3 separate regions of the Homo sapiens genome follow, and all the other regions are linked to region 1. A link is a loop called in an ENCODE intact Hi-C map of the cell type or tissue named here. Cell type or tissue: heart right ventricle. All regions are shown on one strand. Region 1 overlaps LOC107986432 (a long non-coding RNA gene). Region 2 overlaps ADGRV1 (adhesion G protein-coupled receptor V1). Region 3 overlaps ADGRV1 (adhesion G protein-coupled receptor V1).

The links. Hi-C counts contacts between places; a loop is a spot of excess contacts. Peaks named below come from ENCODE experiments on the same cell type or tissue, not always from the same donor. Only the 100,000 strongest peaks of a DNase experiment are listed, where the experiment ranks them.
Region 2: it touches region 1 in a loop (2.1-fold over the local background); 9 of 110 quality-filtered maps call a loop at or near these places.
Region 3: a loop joins it to region 1, with 3 times the contacts of the local background. A loop is called at or near these places in 25 of 110 quality-filtered maps.

The regions. Positions count from the first base shown.
Region 1 is chr5:91,216,719-91,224,718 of GRCh38, reverse strand. The region is part of intron 3 of LOC107986432 (a long non-coding RNA gene); the gene reads left to right. Among named protein-coding and RNA genes, the nearest start is that of LUCAT1, 94 kb to the left of the region's middle. In heart right ventricle, a CTCF peak has its summit at 4,764 (motif pointing left); a DNase peak (open chromatin) is centred at 4,717; H3K27ac peaks cover 1,509 bases.
Region 2 is chr5:91,117,627-91,125,626 of GRCh38, reverse strand. All of the region lies in intron 87 of ADGRV1 (adhesion G protein-coupled receptor V1), which reads right to left. Among named protein-coding and RNA genes, the nearest start is that of LUCAT1, 190 kb to the left of the region's middle. In heart right ventricle, no CTCF peak of the experiment used is centred here; DNase peaks (open chromatin) are centred at 4,936 and 5,249; H3K27ac peaks cover 7,262 bases.
Region 3 is chr5:90,862,670-90,870,669 of GRCh38, reverse strand. ADGRV1 (adhesion G protein-coupled receptor V1) reads right to left here. Exons shown (of 90, transcript NM_032119.4): 83 at 6,813-6,913. Among named protein-coding and RNA genes, the nearest start is that of ADGRV1, 310 kb to the right of the region's middle. In heart right ventricle, a CTCF peak has its summit at 4,182 (motif pointing left); no DNase peak of the experiment used is centred here.

The DNA of each region.
Region 1 (8,000 bases):
TCTTGAATAGCTATTGGAGTGTTCAAAATAGAAATAGACCACATTCCAAACATGATGTATCACTATAGTGGTTTCAGAGCAAGGGCAGATTGAGTGAGCTATGTGTAAGGGTACCCAGAAAATTTATCACCAAGAATGAAACAATTTTGAGAGTGAGAGAGGGTGCTATTAATAATTATTCTGGAATGACAGGTGTAAACCAGGACAATTCCAGGCACACAAAGATGTATAGTGACCCTAAACAAACATGTATTTATTGTATAATTAATTGTTTCCTATTAGGGAGCTGTGCACAAGAATTCTGATCATGGAAGCTGGCGATAGGAAACTTGTTGTATTTGCTGTATTAAGTGTGTACCTTAAATAATAAACAAGTTCTATGATTAGGATTTGGTCCAAGCAAATTAAATGTCTAGAATTTACACATCCAGAAATTATACATGTACTGTATCATTTGTAGGCATCAAGATTAGTAAGTATTACATGAATCAGGTCTTAAATAGTTTGGGAAAAGTACAAGTTGTTTTGAGATACCTCAATCCTTCTTCATTCCCATTACTAATCATGAAAACAACACAAATGTTTTTGTTTTCTTCTTGACTTGGGTCACATTCCATTGTGGGGTGATGTAAGAGTTTTAGCCAAGCATAGAATAGTAATGAGCAATTTGGGAGATTCAGTTCTAAAACCTTGCCTAGGGTCACACACAACTAGCACTTAGAATCTAAGAACATGGAACCATTTGACTTGTAAGGTTAATTGTATACCTGTTGACTTTGGGCATATTTTCTAAGGTTAAACTGGAAAAACAAAGAGTCGGCTATGGTCCACTTGTTCAAGAAAAAAAAAATGCAAGCCCATGAGTCTTCTAGTATTTTTCCTATCCCATTGAAATATACAAGCGACCATAGGTTTCCTCTGCAAACAGCTGAGGCCTCTTGACTTCTGCTTCTAAGCCAGTAGTTTCCAGCTTGGATGCACATTAGAATCATCTAGGGGGACCCTAAGAAATCCTGATGTGGCCAGGCACAGTAGCACACGCCTGTAAATCCCAGCACTTTGAAAGGTCGAAGTGGGCAGATCACGAGGTCAAGAGTTTGAGACCATCCTGGCCAACATCGTGAAACGCCTTCTTTACTAAAAATACAAAAATTAGCTGGGTGTGGTGGCGCATGCCTGTAGGCTCAGCTACTCAGGAGGCTGAGGCAGGATAATCTCTTGAACCCGGGAGGCGGAGGTTGCAGTGAGCTGATATTGCGCCACTGCACTCCAGCCTGGCGACCGAGCGAGATTCCGTCTCAAAAAAAAAAAAAAAAAAAGTCCTGATGCATGAGCCATACCTCAGATCAATTAAATTATCATCTCTGGTGGTGGAACCTAGGCATCTGCATTTTTTAAACACTGGAGATAATTCCAATGTGCAGGCAAGGTTGAGAACCATTGTTGTAGTTTCAGCTCCATCCCCAGCTCTGCAACCATTAAGAGCTAATTTGAGGAGTTCTAGTCCAGTGCTGCAAGATGTCTGAAAGATTCAAAATCGAGTTACAAAGCTAGTCTGACTTACCAGTTCCAGTAACTAAATTTTTAAGAGTTACAGGCTAAAGTAAGAAAAAGAAGAATAATTGGATTTGGATTTAGCTAGGCTTTATTTTATTTTTTTTTTGACATCTTTTTTTGAGACAGAGTCTCACTCTATTGCCCAGGCTGGAGTGCAGTGGCATGATCTCAGCTCACTGCAATCTCTGCCTCCCGGGTTCAAGCGGTTCTCCTGCCTCAGCCTCCTGAGTAGCTGGGATTACAGGTGTGTGCCACCACACCTGGCTAATTTTTGTATTTTTAGTAGATATGGGGTTTCACCATGTTGGCCAGGCTGGTCTTGAACTCCTGATCTCAAGTGATCCACTCACCTCTGTCTCCCAAAGTGTTGAAATTACAGGTGTGAGCCACCACACCCGACATAGGTAGGCTTTATTTTTAAACCAGAATCACGAATTTAAATTAGCTGTATGGCCTTCGACAAGTTTACATATTCTCACTGAGCCTCAGCTTTCTGATCTGTAAAATGGACCAATAACATCTGTTGCCAGACTGCTACTATTGCTTTCCTTCTTAATGAAACCGAACCACTGCTTCCGTTTAACCTGGTTTTGGAAGCTCCCACTTCTAAAAACATCTGTATTTCTATCTTGATAACTTTATATTCTAGAACCTGGCCTCTGCCTTGTTGATGTGGATGCCTTCTCAATGACTGTAATCTCCTCTGACACCAATCCAATGGCGGGATTTGGCTATTGGCTGACAGATTTTCCTAATTCTATCTCTCCATGTACATGTACTTTTGCGTGCTGCCACTTCTGGATTTCCCATATTTGGGCTTCTGCCATTTGACCAATGGCTTGTCGAGAACTTCTTTTTTGGATATCACTGATACCTGTTGCCCGTAAGCACACATACTGTGCACCAAGTTCCATCAGCCTGACTAGATTTCCTCCTATCACCTCCAATTGTGCTATCACTCAAGTTCTACCTCAGCCCTAAGTAAAGTATTGTGTTTATTCAATCAATCAATGTTTACTGAGCATTTACCAAGCCCAAGCACTTTGTCTCTGCACACAGAAAATGTATACAGTACAGTGGAGCAAGATAAACAACAAAAGGTATAATAAATACAGTGACAGGGACAATTCTAGCCCTTGACCTTCCCTATATCCTCTTCTCTCATCAAAGATTAACACTTTTATATTGGTTTAGGTCAGAAGATAGGATCATTGTTAAAGACAAATTATTATTTTTATTATTATTATTCTTGTTACTTTGGAGATGGGGGTCTCACCTTGTTCCCCAGGCTGGCCTCAAACTGCTAGGCTCAAGCGATCCTCCCACTTCAGCCTCCTGAGTAGCTGGGATTATAGGTGCAACTGGCTTTTTTTTTTTTTTTTTTTCTTGAGATGGAGTCTCACTCTGTCACCCAGGCTGGAGTGCAGTGGTGCAATCTCAGCTCACTGCAACCTCCGCCTCGTGGGTTCACGTGATTCTCCTGCCTCAGCCTCCCCAGTAGCTGGGATTACAGGCACCCGCCAGCACGCCCAGCTAATTTTTGTATTTTTAGTAGAGACAGGGTTTCACCATGTTGGCCATGCTGGTCTCGAACTCCTGACCTCAAGTGATCCACCCACCTCGGCCTCCCAAAGTGCTGGGATTACAGGCATAAGCCACTGCGCCTGGCCTTGCTGTATTACTTTTAAAACGGTAAAACCCGCAATTCCTTTTGCATTAACCTAATGTGTTGGATACCTGTGTTTTGCTCTACATGATCACTGATTATTAATTTTTTTGATAATTTTTCAAAACTCATTTTTACAGCAAGCACACTGTCAAGTCTATGTTGGGATTATCTTTGTGTACCTAAAGTGAACTCCATGCTTTTCCTCAGGAACAATTTGATTTGCTGTGTGGAGAAAGTGTCCTCTGGCTCTCTAAGAGTTAACTGATCTGGCTCTACCTGATCTATCTGTGAATTTCTATAAATACTTTACAGGTATGTGAACAAACCAGTGTCAGATAGTAAAAGAATTTTGTAGCCATTCCAGCAATCTACTTTACGTGGCAATCAGTGACGATGTTATCTTAGCTGTCTTTTTTTTTTTTGACAGGGTCTCGCTCTGTCACCCTGTCTGAAGTGCAGTGGTGTAATTTCGGCTCACTGCAGCCTCGACCTCCTGGGCTCAAGCAGTCCTCCCACTTCAGCCTTCCTAGTAGCTGGGACTACAGGTGTGCACCACCACACTTGGCTAATTTTTGTATTTTTTGTACAGATGGGGTGTCGCTATGTTGTCCAGGCTGGTCTTTTTTTCTTTCTCTTTCTTTCTTTCTTTCTTTCTTTCTTTCTTTCTTTCTTTCTTTCTTTCTTTCTTTCTTTCTTTCTTTCTTTCTTTTTCTTTCTTTCTTTCTTTCTTTCTGAGACAGAGTCTCACTCTGTCACCCAGGCTGGAGTGCAGTGGCGTAATCTCGGCTCACTACAACCTCTGCCTCCCAGGTTCAAGCGATTCTCCTGCCTCAGCATCCCACGTAGCTGGGATTACAGCCACGCACCACCATGCCCGGCTAATTTTTGTATTTTTAGTAGAGACAGGGTTTTACCACGTTGTCCAGGCTGCTCTCAAACTCCTGACCTCAGGTGATCCACCCACCTTGGCCTCCCAAAGTGCTGGGATTACAGGTGTGAGCCACCGCGCCTGGCTCCAGGCTGGTCTTGAACTCCCAAGCTCAAGTGATCCTCCTGCCTTGGCCTCTCAAAGTGCTAGGATTATAGGCATGAACCTCTGTGTTCAGCCTTAGCTGTCTTTTTACTACCATCCCCAGCCTCTGCTTATCAGTTGTGAGTTTCCTCTGGCCTTTCTAATTCTCTTTCTCCATGTTTTCTGCCAGCTCCTTTATATTACCCACCAGAGGGATGAAAGCGATTGATTCTACCAGAAGCTATTGAGAAATGTATATGGCTTTTAGTAGTGGTGATGATGATGATGATGACGATTGTTTTGGCACTTTCAGAATTCAGAAGCAATTTGCTGCCTCCTGGGCACTCTACTCATGACCAGTTAACTTTAAAGTGGTCCTATTTGCTTTGTGGTGGTCGGGGCTGGCTTAGCAAAAATTACAAAGGAATAAAAAGCTAAATTTAGTAAGTCTATCTCTACTATGTTGTGTCTAATCTTCTTGTGCTGGTTTCCTAGAGTGCCCTCTGCTGGGCCCAACCAGGTCTTCTGATTCCCATGAAACCCATGCCTCAATTGTCATCAAAAGCTTACTATTTTATGTCACATGCCATCAGAATCCTAGCATTTGCTTTCCAGATTGACAATTAACCAAGGTAAACTAATCCATGTTAATGTGTGAATGTGTTTTATTGTATAAATGGGAAAAAACCCAATGCCCCTCTCAGGTCATTTAAGTATACATTTCCGCAATGACTTTATGGACGTACTGCTTCTACTTAGTATCTAACTCTGGTGACTAATGGTGAGAATGGAAGCCAGGAATCTGGGGAAGGCTATGCTCTGAGAAATCAAAGGGGAATATGTTTTCCAACAGACAGAACCTTGTGGCTCCCCTCAAATTACACTGTGTGGGCAGCTGTCTACTCAAGCTATCTGTATGGCCAAGCCCCATGGAGGTAATTTTCACCCTGTCAGCCAGAAAAGAATGAACATCATTGTTTACTTTTAAGTTTTTATGAAGAATGCCTTGAGCTCTTTAGATTGTGTTATCTAAGTCTTAATACTAAGTAAGTATGTGCCATTGTTTTGGGGATTAATTTATCCATAAAGATGTGTATAGGCTGTACAGTCATTGGCTTGACCTCTGCTGCCCTGTGTACTTTCTTGTCTACTGAAATCAGTTGGGCAATTCTTGTCTGTAAGCACGTTTCCCAAGAACTGGTTGGAGCCAGTCTTCATAGGAGGAACCTATTATGAAACCAGCTCCGAGGATATTTACTTTGCTCAAGATCTACTGAATGCTACACTTACTTGAAAATGAAATTGCTTTCTTTTGGCTCTGACCCAACCCCTTGAAAACCAGCGACCCTTGGGATTCAGTTAGAATGAGATAGAAAGGGGAGATGATATGCTGGGCCTGACTGACATTTTTCTGCAAGCTTTTCTTATCGTTTAAACTAGTACTTGCATAGTTGTTGAATGTGTGTGTTTCAAGAAGATCAGCTAAACTGATAACATATTATCAAGTAAATAAGGCACCCAAGATTGGGAACTTGGAGGACATAGCACATATTTTTTGAAGGCCCACCTTTTTTCTTAAAATTTAATGTAAATTTGTATCTTTCTATTTAACATATCCAGGTCTTATTTAAGACAAAAATAACTCATATAGTTGCTTTCCAGTTAAGTTATTTAATCATCCAAATCCTCACTTAAATAAATGCTCCAGTGAGAAACATTGTCTTATGGCTCCTGATCTAAAATTATACCTCCCTGGAAATGTATGTATCCAAATTTGAGAAGCACAAGCTTGGAGAAATAGTGAAGGAGAGAATTTAGTCAGAGAAAATGAGTGTGTACTGATGATCAATCCGTAGGTAAGGAGGACTAGCGTAAGTTTTGTTGTAGATGACTTTCATAGGAGAGTGGCAGTGGCATTTGATGTTGAGACCTAGTACATAGTTGTATTGAGATAAACATGTTAGGATTATCTAGATAGAGCTAGAAATGAAGAGAAAATAAACTCAGAATAGGGACTCATCAAGATGGCTGTGAAAAAGCCAGAAATGTGATAAACACTAATGCAGATTTCTTGGGCTCCTTACAGACTTAATAGGAATTGTGGATGCACAAAGTAAATGGTATGGCATGTAAATAAAGAAGAAAATTCTGCATATTACTTTTGGCATAATAGCAACTTCTCTGTACTTTCTGAAATTCAAAAATAAATATCCTTTTAATCTAGAGAGTGCTATATACTTTTTATAACTAGTGTTTTACATTTATTATCTATAATAAATATCTGTAATAATAATTATTTATAATAAATATTATCTATAATAGTTATTTATAAAATAATATATATTATCTATAATTATATAACATAATTATTTATAGGATTATTATTATAATATTTAATAAATATTATCTATTAATATCATAATTATATCTATAATTATTATTTCAAAAGTTTATTCAAAACTCAGAGTGAGTTTTCCAATACAGTCTTCTTAGCACTGAGATTTTCAAACCAGTCCCTAAGGTGTATTTAACACACAAGGCTTCTGGAATAGGTCTGGAGTAAGGGGCTTAGGTATCCACATTTTTAATGAACACACTTTGATGCAAGCGACCTGGACAACACCGTGAGAAACAGTGTTGTAAGAGGTTGAAAACTCTTGGGATAGGGGCTGGAGACTAAGGACACCACGCAAGAGCCTGGGACAAGGTTGCAAAGGGTTGTAGAACTAAATGAAGCTGCTTGTTTAGTCCGTAATTCCCCTTTCTGCTACTTGGTGTCTCTCCCAACTCCCCAACAAAAGTAGATACCTTGGCAGTTAGATGGAACTAACTGACCAGATCTCATGGAACCATGGTGGACACCTGATCTAGGCTAGGCCAACTAAATATTTCAACTTGAGAGTTTGGACCTGGGACAAGAATACCAGTTAACTACTGGTTGTTTGAAATGAAGAGATTCCCTGGAGCTACAGGAAGCCAGGCCTATCTCGCGAATGGACCGGCAGAGAACAGCACACATAGAGGAAGAAGGAAAAACACACAGGGAGAAGAGATGAGGAACCATGGGTTGGAGATGGGGAGGGAGAGGGAGAAGGAATAGATGAGGAAGGGAGAAATAGAGAAAACCAGCAAGAAAGCCAGAGGGAAAGAATTTTCCCTACAGCTTATCAATTTGCTGTTGTAGATACCAATCCCTCCTGTGGTCTGAGTGTGCTTTCTATAAGATATTTTTGTATCTGCCCAATAAACTCTTCTGTCTCACTCAAGCTAATTGAAATGTGTTCTTGGGTGAGAGGACAACCAGGAGTTAAGGAGAACCACAGCTATAATGAGCTGTGTCTTATTATTGTGACTGCTTTCTCCCTCCAATCTTTCTCCATTCTCTCTTCCCCCTTCCACCTTTCCTTCCACCTGGATTTCCTCAACCAAGATTGTTAGGGGAATGAAAAAATGATTTTTCATCTCTCCAAATCCTTGATCCTTTTCCTTTTCTGTGTTTAACTCCTTCCTTTTCTTCTTTGCAAAGAGGAAGAGAGCCTCCTTTCCTTTTATTATTTTTAAATTATTATTATTAATTAGTCAATTTTTTTAAAAATAGAGATGAGGTCTTGCTATGTTGACTAGGCTGACCTCGAACTCGTGGCCTCAAGCGATCCTCCCATCTCGGCCTCTCAAAGCCCTAGGATTACAAGCATGAGCCACTGTGCCTGGCCCCTCCTTTCCTTTTGCCATCCCTGCTCCTCTCTAAGTGTTATTCATCTC
Region 2 (8,000 bases), 99 kb after region 1:
CTAAGCATATTATGTGTTATTTCATTTACTGGGATTTAGGGATGGCACTCTAACTGGAATTCAAACTTAGGCCTGTCTGATTCCAAGTCTAACTCTATGCTGTGATTTGCCCAAGACTAGTGTCGCCTGGATTCTCTATGGACCTTAGGGATTGTCAATGTACTTTCAGGGATCAGGCAACAGCTCTGTGCTGTGATGCTCCAGACTGTAGCTCTCACTGTATCTTCCAAGTATATTCCTGGCCCTTTCAAGGAAGTAATAGTAATAGCTACTTTTGGGGGGAAATGATATTATAATGCATGACCTACCCAAAGTGAATGAAATGCACTTTTAGAGACCACTGTTTGTACGCCATGTCAGCAGCAGAGTTTAAAAGACTCTCGTACAAGTTTAGGGGATGTCAACCTCTGTGCTTCTCCACTCTCATCCATTCAGGGGAGGCAAGTCCTGAGTGTTGAGAATACATGCAATAGGAAGACGAAAGAAAGGCAGTGTGTGACTTCCCCTCTGTCCACTCTGCTGGCTTTACTGCAGATAGTCTTGAAGATCCTGGACTGAAAACCTGGTCACTCGGAGGTCTGCACTGCCCCGTGGCACAGTTGCTGAAACCCCAAGTCTCCAAGGGACTGTCTTTGGCTCTCTCTCTTATCCCTTCTCCTCTGTCTTATAAATACAAACAGTATAGTTCTAGAGACTCTTAAATCTCACTTTTGAAGTGATAGTTCATTTTAGTATTCAATAGTTAAAATGTCTTTAGAAATTAATTAGAAAAAATCATACAAGCTCAAATAAAAGAGAGCATTATAGAAAAGTTTACAGTTTTATATTTTCATGTAATTTCTCTGAACTAAATAAATCAATCTAAAATTTTTCTTTCTGACCCCGTAACTAAAATACCCAAGTTTATTATGAACAGCCTTTTTTGAGGAATACTTCCACATTTTACCAGGAAGTTTGCTTTTGTCCCATCTGTCATTTTTTTCTATCCTTCATTATGTTAACTTCAGGGGTCTTCACTAGAGGGTTATGAGTTTTTTGCAGTCATGCTAAAGTCAATACTGGGAATTTTCAATCTCCAGATAAACTATTTTTGTTCTATTTTTGCTCACAGTACAACTACATTGGTAAGTGATGTTAGGCAAGCAAATTTTAACTTCCTTTTGATGTAGCAATATCAGATGGCCACAATTTAAAATTAAACCTTACCTAATGAACCTAATATTAACCCCACTTAATGGTGAGAGAAAAACAAGACAAACATTTAAAAATTTTATTTTGTGGTGATTTTGGAGAGATAAATTCAAATATACCAGATAATAAACACAATAGAAAATTTTAGGATAAAGGACAAAAAATAGCCCAAAAGGTTTAGTCTCAAAGATATTATCTTTGTGGTACTAGTAATGTGATGGAACTCACTGTAATGAATAATGGTACTCAGAATTAATACACACAAAAAAATTCTACTCAGTAAAAAAGTTTAAAAATAACTATGTGAATCATGAAAGGAAGTAAAAGCAACTGAAGACGGACACTGAGACTCTCCCTGGCTTCCTTCTACCCGTGCTCATTAATGGCCTTCTCAAACGTTTCAAGGCCTTCTCCTTGGCCACCTATTTAAAATGCATCCCACTGGCCTGCCCTTCGCTCTCCTGGACTTGGAATTTATCATCTTCTAACATGCTACATAATCTAGTCATGTTTATTTGAATTATCTATCTATTGTCTCTACCTCACCCACCCTCCACTCCCTGCTAGGATATACATTTCTCAAGGGCAGGCATTTTTGCATGTTTTGCTAACAGACAGATATTTTGTCTATTTTGTGATTTAGCCAAAGCACATACAACAGTTCCTGCAACAGAATAGATAAATTAATTAACTGATTTAAATGAAGCATCTTCTGGCTCTAATACAATAAATACTTAGCTCAGGGAATGGAGAAGTAATTATAAGTCAATTCAGAAAACGAGATTTATAAAACAAGGATGGTAATGTTGGGAATTGCCATGGTTTGGCAATTGCCTCCAAAATTCATGTTGAAACCTAATCCCCATTGTGGTGGTATTAAAAGGTGGGGCCTTAGGAGGTGATTAGGTCATGAGGGCTCTACCCTCATCAATGGGATTAGTGCTGATATAAAATGGCCTGAGGGAGCTTGTTAGCCCCCTTTTCCCTTTGCTCTTCTGCCATGTGAGGACACAGAGAAGGCACCATCTACGAGAAACAGGCCCTCACTAGATACCAAATCTGCTGGCACTTTGATCTTGGACGTCCCAGCCTCCAGAACTATGAGCTATAAGTTTCTATTGTTTATAAATTACCCTTATATTTGCTAGAGCAACCTGAATGGACTAAGACAGAATAATAACATAATAATGAACAGTTACTGGGTATTTATTACGTATAGCCACTCTTTTACATGTTTTACATATATTATCTCATTCAGTCTCCCAACAACCCTGTGAGATAATCATCTTTTTCACTTTACAGATAAGGAAACTGAGACACAAGGATGTTAAGTAACTGGCCCATGATCATAGGACTAGCAAGTAGCAGAGCCAGGATTTGAATCCAGGAGCATGGTGGAGAGGCTGTGCTTCCTAATGCCATGGAAAAAGGATGACCAGGGGAAATTGATTTTTGTATGTTCACTTTCGCTCCAGGAGTAGGAGAAACAGGCAGGAAGTCTAGGAGTCCCTCTTTAAAATGCCAGTATCCTGGCAGGAAGCACATCTGACACTAGCAGTGTGAAATCTTTAGCAGGGATTAACTGAGAGTAAGCCAAGCTCAGCAAAAGAACACAAGCTAGAGAGTAGCGGAGAGGGGGCAAGAGAAAGAGAAAAACATTGGCAGTTGGGTGCAGAGCTACTAAAGATAAACTTTTGCATATTCTATTTTGAAAATGTCACTAGTATGTGTTCTGTCAGGGACAACAATAATCATTTCCTGGCCTACATTTTGCCAGCCTACCCTCTGCCTTTGAAATAAGATTATAAGATACAATCCAATAAAAACTTATGGCTTCACACTGTTAAGTAATGCTATTTTATTTTTTCCCCCAAAATAATTTTCCCAAAAAGAGGTATGAAGTAGTAATGTGCTATGACTAGAGCAGAGAGTGCTAATAAATAACAATGGCTATTAGAAAATAAACTTGAACAAATAGGACTTTCTGCTTTTCTTTATGTGTGTTTGTGTGTATACAAGTACATCATCAGTTATAAAAAGGAGATGACTTTTCTGCTGAAGGAGTAAGTCCCTTGTTACCATTTGGGAAATGCCACTGTGAAATGTATTCGTTAAAAGAATTATATTTCCACAGCTATATTCTTGTTCAAGAACATCAAAGGGCAGAAAAGCATGAGGGGAAAATTATGACACCCCACTCACCTAGTGTGGTAACTCATACTCCACAAATAAGCAACATATAGAGTATTTATAAACAACTTTTGCTGTTGAATTAGTTTTCTCCTTGTTGTTTTTCACGGAAAGACCCAGAAAGAAGAGGAAAGTACCAGAAATTCACTAATTTGATTACAATCTAGTCTTTCTTGTTTCAGAGCCACCAAAACATTTTTAGATTTATTTTTACTGGTAAATACAACACTTTTGAAGTTCAATAACAAGTTAATGGTCCAAGTTTGTTTTTTTTTTCTTCTCTTTAAACCATACTGACCTTTATAGAAGCAAAAGAACAACATTTGACATTTCACGGAAAAAAAAGAAACATAATTTAGCAATTTTTCACCAATTGCTGCATGCTACGGCTTTAGAGTTGCTCAACTCTTTCCAGACACAAATGTCTCCCAAGCATGCTTCATATTCTTTTAAAATCACAAGTAAATAAACCAAAAAATATTTAATTACTTGAGCCTGTATCTCATATTTGGCTGATGTCATCTTCTCTCTGGGAAAAAAAAAATCCATTATAAAAAGGAAGAAAGGAAAAAACCACAAGGCCCAGATGACACTGGACATGCAGGACTTGCTTTTGTCTCCAATGCTGTGGTTCTGAACCGCAGCTCGAATCTTGCCCAAACTGCAGGTCCTGACTTGGTTACCCAGACTTCTGGCCCGACTCTCACACCATAAAGAAGAAACACACCCATCAGCTCCGGGGGTTGACATCCCTTTTGAGTTGCCCCATGTATTTACCTGTTCACTTGGCCTACTGTTTCACTTGGAACAAAAATAGCCTGTTGTCTCCATCCTAGCCACTGCACCCCTGGCACGGCTTCTGGTTGTGGTGAAGATTTCCAATAGTGTGGTACAAGGACGGGTGCATTCATGGAACAAGTTAGAAAGGAGCAATGAGCATCTCCCATGGTCTCATGATTTAGCACCTCTACTTTTGATTTATTTTTCTTACTTATAGTTGAGGACTAGAAATAAATAGTGTTCCCCTATACTCCCCATTCTACTCTGTACTTTCCTTTTTTATTTATTTTTTGAGCCAGAGTCTTATTCTGTTGCCCGGCCTAGAGTGCAATGGCATGATCTTGGCTCACTGCAGCCTCCTCTTCCAGGGTTGAAGCGATTCTCCTACCTCAGCCTCCCGAGTAGCTGGGATTACAGGTGTCTGCTACCATGCCAGGCTAATTTTTGTATTTTTAGTAGAAATGGGGTTTTACCATGTTGGCCAGGCTGGTCTCGAACTCCTAACCTCAAGTGACCCGCCCACCTTGGCCTCCCAAAGTGCTGGGATTACAGGCGTGAGCCATAGTGCCTGGCCCCATTCTATACTTTCATATCTCTTCTGTCTCCCACAGCATCTCATTCCCTTCTGTACAGCTATACTCCACATTGCCAAGCACAGCTAAAGAGGTTCTGGCCTGACTTAGAATGAGTGACTTTTTGCCTCCCCTGCATCTGTAGTACTGAGCCAGGTGGAGCCCAGTGTTTTGTACTAGTCTAGAACAGGCCCCGAATGTCCAGACTCTCCCTCCTCTCTTCTCAGATCAGCTATGGACTTGAGGTCACTCAAGGGGATGGATCATCCTGAGGCCACCCTGGGAGCTGGGGTTTGTTCCAGACTATGTTCAGAAAAGGGGTCCAAAAGCTCTGAAAACAACTCTGATTAGAAAAAAAAAATGTTCAGTGTAGAAAATTTGTAAAAGATAGACAAAGCTGGAAAAATTTCTTTTTCCTGATCCACATGGACTATGAGGGAATGCCTATTAGGTAAGCCAGAGGCCACAAACTGGCAGCTTGAATACTGCCTGCCGACAGTTTGTGACTGGCCCACATAGTGTTTAAAAGTTGTCTTAAATACTTGCCACCATTCACAAATTAGGAGGTTTCACATAAAAAATCTGGTTTCTGGCTTCTCTAGAAAAATCAGAAGATCTGGCTGACACTGGATCTGCTTCCTGTCCAGCAAATGTTTAACCGAAGCCACATAGCTGTTGCCCCTTTATCTCCCTTCATCCCTCTTTACAAGACACAGTCCCACTTGACCACGTGCTCCAGGCGAGTCTGCTTCCAGCCTTTGTAGACAAAGGAGTTTGCAGCGTCTGGTGTAATCACCCTGAGTATCCAAGTGATCACCTGGTGTAAGTGCTATGTTCTTGTCAGTAGCTCTCTAGCAAGATTTTGTTCTTACTAGTCTCACCTTTTCTACACTTTTTCTACTTGCCTGTGAGCTGCCTAAGGCTGGATAGGCACTCACTAGTAAGAACCATTTTCCTTTGCCAAAAGGGTCCGAAAGGCCAAGCAAAGCCAAAGTGCTGCAGTCTCTGCTGTCCTTCTGTCTGCAAATCCAATAGCTGTTTGGGCTGGAAAAGACTTGTGCTAGTGAGGAAGATCTATAACTTCTATAATTGAGCCAAGTATTTGCCAATATAAAGATACAAAGTCATGCCAATGGAGAGACTTTTGAGGGCCAAAGGAGAAGTGGATGTGTGTGGTTTTTTATTTCTTAATGTTTGCCCTAAAGTTGGCTACAAAGTTGATAAATATGAGGTATGATGCCTGAAGTCAAGATAAGAAAAGTTCTAAAACATTTACTTTGCTTCTACCTGCAACTATGGAGATTACATTTAGATTTCATCTTTGGAACAGCTGCCAGTTCCTTCCTTAGAAAATAGCAGAGGCTAGCTTTTGGTGACACACAGCATGAAAGCCACCATGGGGGTAGGCGATAAGTTGGTAACACAGAGGCAAAAGACAATTAGGGACGATTTTCAAAGTGCTTCAGGGCCTGCAGCTGTAAGACTCCCGTGGACTGCACAGCAGTGGTGTGCCTACATTTTTCTTCTTCGCACAGCTCTAAAAACATAAGCAATCAACTCTTGGCTGACTTCAGGAACCCAGTTGCCTATGTATGATTCCTCACAGCACCTGCCAGTATTAACTGCCACTAGGAATGTGCACTGGCATTCTGAAATGGCACAAATCTGGGTGTTTTATTATTTCTTTTTGCTCTTACTGAATTGGAAAATTCACCATGTCTCTAAAAATAAAAAAAATTCCCTGATGAATACTATTAGGTGGATTTAAAAACTTGTTTGATTTTTCAAAGCAGAGTTGAGTCCTTGTATGCTAAAGGCTTGCTCTCTCAGAGAACAAGTCATACATAGTTATCTGTGGGATTACTAACAGAGCTGTGAATGTATGAGAATGATCAAGATAGATGAAAAATGAAAACAATGGGATGCAATAGAAAACAGATGTTGAAAGGAGAAGAAAATGATAAGTTCTAGTTGATGAAACAGAGATGGAGACAGGAAAAGAAAAAGAGAATCCCCTATGAGTTCACAGAGATACAAGCAGTGCCAAGTTCAGAGGGCCCCTGACTGGTGCCATTCTCTATGCCTTAAGGATTAGATAAAGTTCTTTCACTTCAGTGCTCATTTGTTCAGTGTCTTAAAAAAAAAGTGCTCGAGGAATTCAATTCAGTAGGTTCTTAGCACTGTAAGAGGTGTTACAACTATGAGAGGCATGGGAGATTTTTAAATCATGGCCCCTGATCTCAAGAAGATCACACTCTGGATTACAGTTTGTGTTTTATGCATTTATGTATTATTTATTTATGTTAAATTCCTTTCATGCTGCTCTGAGCTCATTCTCAGAGTCAGTATCAGTGGAAGGAGCAAAAGCATCCGTGATAATGGTTCTGTCCTCCAGCGGAATAAACTCCCTGGTGGCTGTCTTTGGACTTGTCTTTATAGATAGAATGCAAAAGGCCAGAATTCAATAATTGCAGTGGTTATGGTATTTACAAAAAATAATTTTTTTGGAAGTTTTTTTTTTTGCCAATTACTTTAAACTGTTTAAATAGATCCCATAATAGCGTGGCACAAAGACTTTGCTCATGTGACCATCCCCCTCCCCCAAGGCCTTTTCAACAGTATTTCCCTTTATTCTCCTATCATAAGCTTCATTCCAGCCAGACAAGGATAACTATGCTCTCCCCACCTTGTACATTTTCCCATTCATGACTTCTATATGAAGAACCTGAAGAGACTTCCTTTGCCTCTAGACTCATCCAAATTTGGTAACATTTACAGCCTGGCTAAGGACCACATCTTTCCTAAAGCCATCTCTGACTTTTCTAGATATTCCTGTGAACTTATCAAATTATTATTATTGCTAAGAATAATTACAAATAACACTAGATAGCAACCACCACCCTGACAATAAGAGTAGCTAATATTTTCTGAGCACTGTTCCTGCTTTGCACACATGGCCATGCTTCACATGTATTATTTATACTACTCAGTCCTCTCAACAGTCCTAGTCCTAAGGTGGGTTCTATTATTATTCTCACTTTTTGAAGAGGGAACCTGAGGCTTACAGAAACTGAGTAACTTTCCCAATGATACCCAGAGTAAGTGATAGGGAATTATTGTCAGTATCATCAGTTTAGCATTTAACTATGAAGTGATTATTTGTGTCTCTTGAGTTGCTATTTATTGTACAGTTATTCAATTATTTTCAGTGTAGTATTTGAGTAAATGGTTTTAGTAAAAGGCAAAACTGAGGTTTCCAATATAATA
Region 3 (8,000 bases), 350 kb after region 1:
CTTCACAGGTGTGGTCTGGTAGCCTCATCCATTTTCTTCCTATCCATTTACTCTTTAACCTTTTCTAATTTTCATCATTTCTCTCCAAGTTTCCAGGGACCTTGTTCTTGCCAAATTTGAGGACTAATCTCCTCATGATGCTCAAATCTTTCCATTTGAAACCTTTTTCCTTCTTTGGCTTCAAAAACTTTAACATTTTCCAATCCTCTTGTAGTGATCCTTCTCATTCCACATAGCGTGGTCTCTAAATACGTGAGTTTTGGAGCCAGACACATCTGGCTTCAAATTCTTCTTCCTTCAATGTTCTACCTATGTAAGTTAGGGTAGGTAACTGAATATCTCTTAGTCTCTTTAGGGATGATAACAGTACCCATCTCATCTGGTTGTTATAAGAGTAAATAATGCAATATGTGTAAATCACTAAATTCAGTGCCACAAAGCCCAGCCCTTAATGACATTAGTTATATGTATTCTATATACACAGGTTCTCTACCCAACCTGTCTCAGAGAACCTATTTTAAAGTGTCAAGAAGCTGTACATTTATGTAGATAACATCTAAATCTCCATGCTATGGAAACCTTAAACCCCTCATGCTCAAAATTGCACATATCGTTCTCCAATTATTAAACCTTTCCACTTTCATATTTAAGTCAAATGAAACCACTAGTTTCACAGTCACCTTAAAAATCTTCTCTCTCATTTGGTGACAGAGTAAATTTCATTAATTCCTCATTTATGAAGCAACTTAGTATAGCAGTTTTAAAAATGACTGGAGGCTGGCTGCTGTGTTCAAATACTAGTTCTGTTACTTACCACTATGTGACCTATGGCAAGTAATTAAACTCTTTATGTCACAATTTCCTAATCTGTAAAATGAGAATAATATTAGTACCTACCTCATAATCTCTACCTCCTGTAATATGTAATAAATATTACATTAATGTTTAGTAAATAAAATTTGCAATGTGGCTTTTTTATTGATTTAAAGACAGACAAGAAAAGTGCAGAAATTTAATAAGGCAAAATAAGATATTTTTATTAGTCCTTATTCCTTCCTTTGAATTCTCATTGCCATTACCACTGTCTAAGCTCAGAACCCATCCTAATCGGATGATGGTAAAAGCAGTCCACCCAACCTCTCTACTCTCCCTAATTAGAGTCTCTTACCTTCTTTAGTCCATTTTTCCTTTAATCCTTCATTGCCAGATCAATCCTTAAAAATACTCCTTTCATATTGTGACTTTTTGGACTAACTCCATTGGTGACTCTGTAACTCCTCATGGTTCTCAGACAATGGGAAGCTGCCTCACCTGCAGTCAAAACTTACCTATTTCTCTGTGGGATCTGCAAGCCTTACTCAAGTGAAAGCAGCCAGGATCACTATAACTTAGATGTCTTTGTTCTTGTTCTTTTCCTTGCCTAGAATGTGTCACATTCCAAGTCTTCAAATCTTATACATTCTTCAACAACCAGGTCAGATTCCATTTCCTCCACAGAGACTTTGCAAACTGGGGTCCCTTATTCTCAGCCTATGCAGTACTACAGAGGAAGAGATTTTTTTCTCTGTATATACTTGGTTCTTACTATGAGGTTAGTGCTTTAGGTTATTATTTACACGCTTTGTGTGCATGTATGCATCTTGCTTGGTATTTCTCATTGCGCAATCTTAATATTGTACATATGATAGATGAGATGGAAGTGGTCGAACTGCTGGATGAATAATGGTCTTGACCTGAGATGCGGGTCTGGCTCAGTTTTTTGGTTTAATTTCACAATTGAATGTTGAATGGTCACTCAGTCATGAATGTAATAATATTTTCACCATGCCATTGAGCATACCTAAATTGAGTCAAATAGTTTAATAAATTCAACTTAAATGTATATTCATATCTGTGTGCAGAATGTCTTTATTCATATTCACCCAACTAATCTCTACATGAAGAAAAGATACAGTTAAATACCCCAATCTCTACATAAAGACACATTTAAATACAGTTAATTGTACAAAAAAAAAAAAAAAGGCTTACATACTCAATATTATTCTAGCGGGGGGAGGGCACCTACAGGATCTTGGTAGAAAAGAATGAACTTGGGGCAGGGGAACTAGTTATATCTTCTTTCTAGTAGTTTATTTTATGTCCAAAACAACACTGAGAAGTTTTACAAATTGTCAAATGCTATGAGAATGACCAGAATAAAGGCCTTGTTCATACTCTAAATTATCTCTTAGTCCACTTGCCTAAGGACCTTTCCCTTTCTTAGAAAAAAGAAATAAAAAAAATCAGAAGGACACAGCAGCAGCCTTTCATTAATGAGGGAAAGATACAAGTGTGCAGTCGTTTTAAAGGCAATAATATTTGAAATGAAACTAAAAAAATTAATTAATGGGATTTCTTAAATAAAATTTCATACTAAGAAAAATAGCTTGATTATATGGATTTAGTAATAATAATAACAGCAACAGTGGCAGCAACAACAACAACAACCAGAGATGTTTTGGGGTCATAATATAGCTAATCTAATACCTTACTTAACAAGTAGGATCCGGAAACCCGCCATAGACTCACTGATGCACTACCTGAATTTTAACAAGATGCCTGCATTGAAGTTTAGGAAACACTTTCCTTGCTACTTTCTTGATCCATTTATATCTCCACTAACATATAATCATAAATGTTCTACTGAAAAATGACCCTCTGCTTCTCAATTTCCTAATCTTCAAAGCAAGATTTAATTTTGATCCTTGTACTTAAACGCTTACATACTTTTTTATTCAGCAAAAAAGTAGAAATAACAAAGGATATTCTGGTTAATAAGTGATTAACAAAAACTTCCAACTAAGGAAAATTCTTTTCTGACTGATGAACATTTTACCATCTCTATCTTACTCTGCTTCAGTTGATTAAAATATGCTTGTTACATATGTGTCTTCAAGCCTTACTCACACAATGACTTTCTTGAGTTGGCAATCTCAACAAAGCAGCGCAAGCTGCTGGAACAGAAACCAGGATTCATAGTATCCAGAAGGAGCCAGCATTTGGGAAGTCACACAGGACTTCTGCCTTTAGTCATGCACAAAGATTCCCAAAGATGCTAGGTACTCAAAGCGAGAATGACATAATTCCAGATTAAAGCAGAATCTTTTCGCAAGGGTGTCTGAGTAGGATCCTCCCTGGGAAACAGGACATTGCAAAATGACATCCCAAAATGTTGCAGAATGAGAAAGTGATCAAAAGACAGTAACAGTCCAACTTTTTTAAATTCCAGAGAATAGACCCCTAAGCTATAGTCTTGCGGTTAATGTACGGACTTATACACATTTCTAGATGAATTTGCTATTTAGTTTCAGAAAATGTGTTTATGCTGTACAAATAACAAACCATAGAGAAGAAAAACAAATATTTTCCCTTGTTAAGTATTATTAATCAGAGTAAATACAGTTCTATCTTTTCATCATGTTTTCTATGAGGAAACTTCTGTTCTTTTTTTAGATTTGGAGGATTGCTTTTCCTGACAGAACCTCCAGAACTGAGAACCCTGAACTGCAAACTTGCTCTTTGTCACTAGTTGTTTACCAGCCTTATCAGGGCACACATGGGTTGGCAATGTGATTCAAAGATAAAAATCCCAAAGATATAATTAGATGTTTTTCTCAGAAATATCACCCAATACCATGAAAATTTGTTTGCTGTTTCTTCACATCATACTTGAAGAGCCCCACAATTTCTTGTCATTTAATCATTTTCATTTATATAAGTGAGAAAAAATAACTTGGTATTGAAGAAATATGTACATTTTTTGATAAACTGAAAATAGAGACCTTTATCTCAAAGCTTCTATGACATAATAAAAACATTTTTCTGTATCAATAACACACTTAATGCTCATAAATATAATGATGAAGCTAATTTTATGTCCCTGAATTTAAACATATATAAGCAGTAGAAAGATATATTCAAAGCCAGTGGAGTACAATCTTTCTTATGGTACATTTGCATTTAATTAAATTCTGAATAAAGAGGATAAAAAGAGAAAGGTAGGACACCACAAATGTGTATTTGCTATGCTGCAAATACCCTCTTGCCCAGTTAAAGAAGTACTATGAAAGCATCTCTCAAGTTTTTTACTGAACGCCATCATGGCTAAAGAGAGATCGATAAATTTAAGGGAGAAAAATAAATCTTCTACTGCCACCTACTGATATTTTATAGTCAATGATTCTCAAGGGTGCTATAATGACAAACTCCAGATTCAAGCAGAATCTTGATTTTTAAAGCAGGAATAATCTTTGGATTTGTATCTATATTCCTCCAATCAAGAAAATACACACACACACACACACACACACACACATATACACATACACAATAAATTATAGTTATAATAGTCTACATATTTCTAGAAGTAGAAAGTAGAGCTGGACGAGCATATTTTCCTGACTTTCTGATTCACGGACCCATTATACCACACTGCTCCAAAAGGAAGTCCAGGACTACCACATTTCCATTCTTTCCTTCTCCACAAAAGCCGTTCTACTTAGTCCTAGTTCATTAATAAAGATTTGAAAATGAATGGTCTTGGCAGACTTGTCTGCAAAGTATTCACAACTCAAACACTCTAGGTCAGCTATAGAATTTTCCCTCTTAGCTAAAGAACCACAGGCCAAGCCTGCATTTTTTTAAGACTTCTCTAGAGTTGATTTAACCTCCAAAAATGACAATATAACATTGACAGAGGATCCCAAATGAAAGATCCAAGGCTGGAACTGTAATAACTCCTGTTGGCAAGATTCTATAACTGGAGCTATAAACATGACTTTAAAATTTAGATAGGGTGGGAGCCCAACTTACTGTAGTCAGCTTCTTGTTTTGGGGGGTCTAAGAATTTTTTAAAGCCTTAGCTAAAAGGTTTTAAGGGAGATAACTATTCTTAACTCAGAGGGTATTGTTAAATCTAAGTAGATAAAGCATTTTGAAATAAACTATTTTCTATCAATAACATACCAATTCTTCCTGCCAAAAAAGAGCTATGAAAATACTTTTTTAGTTATTTCATGTCACAAGTCATACACTACATGATTTTTCATGCCACATTGTTTCATGTATTCTAAAAATATACTGAAAAACATGGATATGACTAACCGTTTTGTCCAAAATTAATGTTAAGTACAATATGAATCAAAAGTCAGTGCTCCAACATAGAAATCCTGGTTTTGTCTTTCACATCCCTAGACACGAGCAAATTTGTCTGCTAGGACACTGAAGAGCTGTCTGTAATTCTATAGTGCTATAATTAAGTCTTGTACAAATTCTGCTGCCAAAAAATCACCAGAGTGGGTGGTGAATAAAGCCAAGTAAACTCTAATTATGGAAGGCGGGTTTTCTAAGATCTTAGATTCAAGAAGCAAAGGCGAGATCAGACAGCTAAGGCAGGTTACAAAGGCAATATAAATAGCCTTGTGAAATTCAAAGCAAGCCCCTTTGGTAACCACTGCTACTTCTCATAGCTCATAGGGCCTTTAAAAAACCAATCAGAGACCTCTGCTTAGAATCCAGCACTTAATTATTCCCTGAAAAACAGAGTTATGGAATTTACAGTCATTTTCACTCCTAGAACAAAAAAGGGTGACAGAATCCCAATGTTTAAGATAATTTTCCATTTTATATTTCAGCTCCACCACAAACGCTATTTTTTTCAAGTTCTATCCAGAGTTCAATAAATGCACTTTAGCATTCTAAAAAACTGTGCAAATCATGTCTACAGCACAATAAATACACACAAATTCAATACACACATATGACCAGCACCCAATCAATAGAGTATTGTCTGCATTGCAGAAGTGTCTCCCCATCCAGAAAAGTGGGATTTTTTAATTTTATAAAACAATATTAAAAATTATCTCCATAAGAGCATTATATAGAATATTCTTTCTGCCTGGATCTATAATTTCAGCCTTAAAGTAGAAGTGATTATGCTTTTTTTCCTTTGCCTATATAAATGTCTAGGCCCTTTTTAGTCCTTAACAACAAACTGAATTTTCACTCATTTGAGTCCCAGCTCAATATCATCTCCTCTATGAAGACTTTCTTGACCTTCAGAGAAAAATGAAAAAAATGAATTAAGCCTTCATCTATTTTCACAGAGTAGTTTGCAAATGGTCTATGTTCACACATCACACTGAATTAGTTATTTATATGTACATCTACTTTTCTAGACTATGAACACCGTATGGATAGAAAAAGCATCTAATTTCATCTTTTGTTCTGGTTTCTGTGCTTTACACAGTGCTTTAAACTAGATACTTTAAATTGTGTGCTAATAAGTCATTGTTTTTCACACAGTTTCTTCTACCATAGAAAACTGATTTTTCAAAAGAAAATGTTCTATCAAACTATTATAAGAAACAATACATAGTGTCCAGATGCTTTAAAAGTTTATATCATCTTAATGCCCTAAACATAAAGAATTTATAACACAGCATATTTCAAACAGATTAATAAAATGTTAATTTTAATGTATATATAAATTACAAATACATTCAGCATATATTAGCTGACAATAAGATGCTTTGTGATAAGAAGTTTTTTTTTTTGTAAGCGATGATATTAAGGTGCTTCTCTGTAGAAAGAAGCATTTTAGGCCTGATTCTCCTTATATGACTCTCCTGTCCCCATTCTCTTCCACTGCAAAACTAAACAAGTTTATTTCAACTAAGTTGAGATTAAACTTTACTTTTACACTCAGTTCAAGAACCAAAGAAGAAGAAACACAAACATCTCACGATAAATCAAAAATGCCAGCGCTCTCCTACCTGTGTACCTAAGCTGGCTGCCATCATGTGAGTCAGAAGTTTAGCTGCAAACATGGAGTACCTGGCACAGAAGATATGGGAAAGAACAGCCAAGCAAAGACCTGTAGGAACAAAAAAGTCCACATATGGTTTAATAATCCATGAAGATTCTAACAGCATCATAGCAAGAATCTTTGGGGGCAGCTAGGCATGTCAGGTCTGCCACCTGCCTCTGCCCAGTACCTCTGGAAAAGATGACATGGCAATTGTAATCTACTCCATTTTCCATGACAAGTAAGATCTTTACACTTACCAGTTAAGCCCAATATTCAGGCATGTGAATAGGATTTTTCAGTCATAAAATTTTGACTGGTCCTACCAAAACTCAGGTTTGGTAATTACCCCTTTTTTATCTACTAGAAATAGTTCTGTAATTACAATAGTGTTAGTTATGAATTTTAAAGGCAACTTTGCAATACTGGATGCCCAAACCAGGAAGAAAGTGTGCTATTTTCTCCACAATGACTTTTAACTTAAACTTCTACATTTCTAAGTTGTATGAAGAAAATTATTCTTATTATCTTTGAGTTTGTTTGAATTCACCTGTTTACACTACTTCAAAGGGATAGTTAGAACCTTAGCACTAATCCAACAAATCTTTTATCTTGCAATTCATATAAATTTCTTTTAATGTTAGATTTTTAAAGGCAGGGTATACATGTGTTTTAAAAATATTTTCTGCCTTTTAAGACTTAAATGTGCTGCATATGATAACCTATTTGCTTTTTCACTTAAGCTTTTACCCCACTCTTATTCTCAGTAGGGTTATTTTGTCTAAGGATTACTGAAACATAACAGCAATTGACATATGTATACTGCTTTGCCATGTGCTTTGCATTTTTACCCGTTTAGTTATATCAATGCCTCGTTAATAAACAGGAGGCACTGCACTCATTTAACATTTTGTTTTCTTTTGAAGCTGTGGAACAAACTTTCAGAATACACTGCATGTTGGCATAAGTGGACTGGGCATCTGCAAAAGGTCCACATGGGGTCTTGTTACTCATTTTCTCATAACTTCTTTTTGAGAAACCATTTGAGTTATATTTTTAAATTTTAACAAGGTAGACAAGGCTCTCCACAACAAGGGAAGCTTTGCGTTAGTCAAGGCTTTTGGCCTAGAAATTTGGCCAAGAAATCTAGAGCAAT